2 separate regions of the Homo sapiens genome follow, and region 1 is linked to region 2. The links are chromatin contacts, found by Hi-C in ENCODE. All regions are on one chromosome and are shown on one strand. The core of a region is the stretch at or near the end of the contact, and the rest is flanking DNA. Distances in the headings are between cores, read along the strand shown.

Region 1 (2,772 bases), core at 243-2,742, 1.1 Mb after region 2:
TTTATTTATTTATTTTTTTGAGACAGAGTCTTGCTCTGTCAGCCAGGCTGGAGTGCAGTGGCACGATCTCGGCTCACTGCAAACTCCCTCTCCTGGGCTCAAGCAATTCTCCTGCCTCAGCCTCCCGAGTAGCTGGGTTTACAGGCGTGTGCCACCATGCCCGGCTAATTTTTATGTATTTTTTTAGTAGAGATGGAGTTTCACCATGTTGGCCAGGGTGGTCTTGGACTCCTGACCTCAGGTAATCTGCCCGCCTCGGCCTCCCAAAGTGCTGGGATTACAGGCGTGAGCCACCGCGCCTGGCCCGTTTTGGTGTTTGTTTGTTTGTTTGTTTGTTTTGTTTTTTCCCCAGAGGGGGAGAAAAGAGATCTCATTTCTGATAGATTTAGGTCAGTTTAAATTCTTTTTCACTGAGGTTGACCTGATCAAAGTTTGCCTAGTGACTCAGCAAAGTCTTGCCATGTGGAGGCTTCATTTTTCATCACCTGTTGGTTTTTCCTTTTCTTAAAAATTTATTTCTTTATAGAGACATTTTGATATCATTTTAAAATCTCAGCACGTGACAAATACAAACTGAAAGTGCGAATTCTCATGTAATAAGAAAATTAGAAAGCAGACAAATATCAAGGCCATCTTTCCTCAGGTGATAGCCTTTTGTTAATGATAGTATCTTGGTTTCCTCAGGTGATAGCCTAATTAATGACATCATCTTGTATTTCTGTCCTAATGAAATTCACTTCTGTCATCTCAGGTAAATGGTAAAGAACTCATGGGTAAAGGTAAATGGGTAGAATACTCACGTTCCTATTTTAAAACTTGAGAAATAGAATCACAGATCAAGAATGACTTTCCTGTCTCCCTTTTTCTCAATTCATTGTTCTACTGGTAATAAGGATAACACAGATGTTAACAACTTACTTAATGCCAAAACACTTTACATGTATTATTTTATTTTATTATTTCTTGTGAGATAGGTATATTCCCATTTTTTTCAGATGAGGAGAGAGTGACTTTCAGAGATTTTTTTTTTTTTTTTTTGAGACGGAGTCTTGCTGTGTCGCCAGGCTGTAGTGCAGTGGCGCGATATTGGCTCGCTGCAACCTCCACCTCCCTGGTTCAAGTGATTCTCCTACCTCAGCCTCCCAAGTAGCTGGGATTACAGGCGCGTGCCACCACGCCCAGCTAATTTTTGTATTTTCAGTAGAGACGAGGTTTCACCATGTTGGCCAGGATGGTCATCTCTTGACCTCATGATCTGCCCACCTTGGCCTCCCAAAGTGCTGGGATTACAGGTGTGGGCCACTGTGGCCAGCCAACTTACAGAGATTTTAAAAATTACTGAAATTTACAAAGCTGGAAAATGGCAGAACTGGGAACTGACCCATTTCTGACTTCATGGCCTGTGCTTTAAACTGTTACACCATATGTCTGTCCAGTTATATGCTACAGAGAAAGCAACTTCCACAGGCCAGTTGAAGCCAGCTGCCTTTTACTGGGCTCCCAGCCTGGTTACCGTCCTCCTATTTCTGACATTAAGCAAAGCAGAAGGTTGATTTAGACCTCCCAGGAAAGGGTTCTGGAAAAGCTACAGGACCCTGTTCTTGAGCTCAGGGTCATCTGTCACTGGTAAGACCCCTCTCTAAGATGTTTTAAAACAGCATGTCAAAGACACAGTAAATGAATATATCCTCTATGTAAAGGCTTAGTAAACAGCAGCTCAGTAATTGCCCTAAGTGTAAGCAGGCAAGCCAGAGGCCTCAAACTGGACACGCCTTCCCAGTGTGTAGGCAGGCATCATCTCATAAGATTTACTCCCACCCTGGCCTCTTCCCTTTTCTGTTGACTTGGCCAGAGTCTCAGCTTTTCCTTACCAAAGATCAAAACTAAGACTTCTTGGCTCTCCAAATCAGATCGTCACTAGAGTTTGGCCTGCTGTCAGTAAAGACAAGCTGAGTTGGCCTGAACTTTCCTCCCTTGGCATCCCAGGAAATTGAACCTCTGCTGAAGGACCTGAAAACAACACCTGTCTGTCTCATACCGTAGACATAGCTTTGACTCAAAAACTGAACGTTCCTGATGCCAGGTAAATGGTATCTCAGGGGATGCCATCCAGACTCCCCAGCTTTTAACCCATTTATCTTTAGAAACTTAGCTTTTCTCTTTCAGACCCTTGGCCTGTAAACATGAAATTCTATTTGGGTACAAAGCTAATTCCAGAAAAGGGGGTCCTTTCTGGACTACTTCTGTTTTTGCATCGTAGTAGCCATCTATTGTTACTTTGTTGATTATTAATTTTCTAAAAGGAATAGTTTTGTAGGACACATACTCTAGACCCTATTTGTGCAAAATTTACTATAATGGAAGTTGCCTTAAATGCCTGACTCTGCACTGTTTGTTTTAGAAGGAGAAAAGACATTTAAACTCTGCATTTATCTTTCTGCTTGGTTCTGTGAGCTAGTGAGATTTAACTCTTCAATTTCCTCATGACTCAAAAATTCAAATATCTTAGCCACCCACCACAACAAAATATCACAAGTGTTCTTAGAGCTTTAGGAGGAGGAAGAGTGTGGTCAGAATGCTGCCTTCTTTCTAATACCACAGTCAAAAAACATTTTCTCACTTACTGATTCAATACAGAAAAACTGACCTTTCATTTTAGCTTTTGCATGTTAAGAACATGATTTCTAACATTCCATTCATTACAGCAAAAGCTCATTATTTTAAATGTCTCAGATGTTCATTATCATGCCATGTTTCCTCTTCTGCTTCCTA
Region 2 (2,906 bases), core at 45-2,544:
CTTCTCAATTTACTTCTATTTTAAAGATATCCAAATACAAACGACAATTATATACAAGATTTATCTATGAATAAAGAGTTGGTTAGGAATTTTGGCAGTCTTGGCAACTATTCTTAAAAGTTAAAAAAATAAAAAAATTAAAAAAGGAAAGGCTAAAAGTAAATGCAATGGACCAGCAGGTTACGGATCCGAACGAATGTAGGCCAACCTAGGGCCCTCTTTCCCCAGCTTCACAAGATAGGGCAGTTGGTTAAAAAAACAAAAACAAAACCGAGAAGCAACCCCAACAGGTAAGTCATTACAAAAGCGCCCCGTAAGCGCCCTGACTGGAGGACAGCTTTGGGTCCCACGTAACGCAGCCGCAAGTGTGGGAAGCCGGCGGCGGGGCGCGGTGGGCACCCAACGGCGGCGACCAGCGGGGTTGACCCCACACCCGGGGCCCGGCCGAGCCGGGCGCTGAGAGGCGCTGGCCCCCGCGCTGTGGTTCCCCAGCACCAAACCCCGCTAAGTTAACTACCTGTGTCTACGAGGAAGGGAAGTTCTGGAGAAGCAGCAGCAAGCCTTCGTGCCCGAGAGGAGGCCGCCGGGCCAGGCAGGGCGCCGGCTCTCCCGGGAGCTGCGCCCGGAACTCGAAGGCCTGGCAGCGAACCCTTCTCAAGGGCAAAAGGAGCCGGCCTGAGGCTCTGGCGCGGGCAACCGGGCCCCGCCGCCGGCAGGGCCCCGGGAGGGGAACAAAGGGGCCAGCGGGGAAGTCGGCAGCAGCCTGGCCGACCTCACTCGGCGCCGGGGTCTCGCTTTCCGCCACTCGCCGGGCGTCCGGGATCCGCGCCCCCACGCAGGGCCCTTCCGACGGTCCGAGGCGCTCCCGCCTCCCCTTCCCGCAGGCTCTTACTCGGGCTTGTCGTTCCAAACCGCTCCGATCCAGCTCCCAACAGGCCGCCGGCAGAGCCAGGCCCGGCCGCGGCCCTAGAGTTCCCAAGAAGCCGCAGGCCGCGCAGGTCGAACCGGGCAGGCGGCACAGGAAAAGCCGCGCCTCGTCCCTCCCCTTCCTCCGCGAGGACCTGGTGACAGGGAAGCGAGAGGTTCTCGCGTGCGGCAGCAGCCAGCGGACGTCCAGTCCCCAGCACGCGGCTCCTCAGGCCCTGCAACTCAGAGGCCCGCGCGGTGCTGCGGGCGACGGCGGCGGCGGCGCGGCGGGGAGGCCCAGTCCATCGCGAACCGGGAGGGGGAGGGGAGGAGGGTCGAGGGAGAGCCAGGCGGGGAAGCTGCCGAGGGCAGCCGAGCCCGGCGGAGGCGGAGCAAATCCACTCCCCCGGCGGCGACCCCGCCGGCGGCCACCTGGGGCGCTGCGGGACGGCCGACCGCCGCGCAGGGGCGCCAAACCGGGTACGCCGCGTCGCCGTCCCTGCCCCGGAGCTCTCGCCCCCGCCGCCTCGGGCTGTGTCGTACGTTTCTGCCGCGGCTTTTCTATGGTGCGCCCTGGCCCCCTTTTCGCTTCCCTGTCAGTCCGAGCGCGCTCATGCACGCACGTCCAGCTTGCTTGGCGCCGTGGCTAACACTTTGCGCGCTCCTGCGGAGGGCGTCGCACGGCACAGCACAGCAAAGCTGCGGCCCAACCTGTCCCCGCTGAGCCTTCCGCCCAGGCCACCCGCACTCAGCCACGATCTTCCCTCCTCGCGCACGGAAGTGCGTCGCGTAAGGAAGGCGTCTCCCCCCGCTCCTGGGAGGCCGACCGCCTGGCGGTTCACCCCAAAGAAAACCCTTCAGAGCAACCCTGGGAAAGAGGTGCTGCCGACGATTATCAACGTTGTACAGATGAGACACTGAGGCTCCAGGAAAGCGCAAATGCAGGCCCAGCGCCGTGCCCGGTCGGCAGCAGCACTGAGAGTGCACTTTTGACTACGTTTCTTGTGGCTTGTGGTCACAAGTATGTCTGTGGTTATTCTTTTCAAACTTTATTTCACACGCATTCAGAATAAAGGATGCATGCTTATAGGACGTAGTTGGAGCCCGGAGACGTCCTACTGTACTCTCACTTTCAGCTTTTAAACAAAAAGAAAAATTAATACGACATGATAGTGTTTGAGACATGGTCCCTCAGGCAACCAGAGGAGCTGCTAGGTATGAGTAAAGAACAGAATTTGGGTCCGCTGCGTTTCCTGTAATCCCAGCACTTTATGATTTTACTCTCTTGAGGCCCGGAGTTCGAGACCAGCCTGAGCAACATAGACCTGGTCTCTGCAAAAAAATTAAAATTTAAAAAATAATTACCCAGATGCGGTGACGCACACCTATGGTCCCAGCTACTGGAGCGGTTGAGATGGGATGATCCCTCGAGCCCAAGAAATTGAGGCTGCAGTGAGCTTTGATAATGCCACCTCACTCCAGCCTGGGCGACTAAGCAAATTTGTCATTTCCAAAATACTGGTTCTTTTTTTTCTTTCTTTTTTACTACTTCTTTAGAAAAAGAACCAGTATTTTGGAAATGACAAATTTGTACTTCAGATAGCTATCCGCGCATGTCCCGTTGTCGCAGGTAATGGTCCGTTTAGGTATCCTGTTAACGAAACAAGAGGAAAAAGAGGATTCAACTATTTTGTCCCAAGTACAACACATGAGGATAATTATTTAGATGTCATGAGTGTGAATTGGAGCTGCCAGGAAACTTCAAGAAGGAAGTGGCATTCCCTCTGGACCTTGAAGAATGGGTACAATGTAGACACTGAAAGGAAAGGGAAGAACATAAAGCCTGATATGTTCCTAGACATAGGAAAGGTCACCTGTGCCCCCAGCAAAGAACCAACAGTAAGCAACAGAGAGAGAAATTTGGAGCTAAAGTGGGGAAGGCCTTGAATGAGGAATGCAGAAATTAGGCTGAGCTAAGTAGCAAGTTCTGGACTACAACA

The links. Hi-C counts contacts between places; a loop is a spot of excess contacts on that map. Pooled maps may share reads with other maps.
Region 1: a loop to region 2 is called in a pooled map, with 9 times the contacts of the local background. The contact joins the enhancer-like site here to the promoter of HECTD1 in region 2. A Hi-C loop is called at or near these places in 10 of 50 pooled maps.

Annotation. Positions count from the first base shown.
Region 1 is chr14:32,257,005-32,259,776 of GRCh38, forward strand. No RefSeq gene overlaps it. Among named protein-coding and RNA genes, the nearest start is that of RNU6-8, 55 kb to the left of the region's middle. Within about 2 kb of position 1,493, at least 3 of the 41 ENCODE cell types and tissues checked have a DNase peak (open chromatin) inside an H3K27ac peak, as active enhancers do.
Region 2 is chr14:31,206,499-31,209,404 of GRCh38, forward strand. It overlaps HECTD1 (HECT domain E3 ubiquitin protein ligase 1), which reads right to left and starts at 1,295. Exons shown (of 43, transcript NM_015382.4): 1 at 518-1,295. RefSeq lists enhancers at 187-700, 1,213-1,724, 1,702-1,871, 1,725-2,236 and silencers at 342-551, 672-881, 1,182-1,521.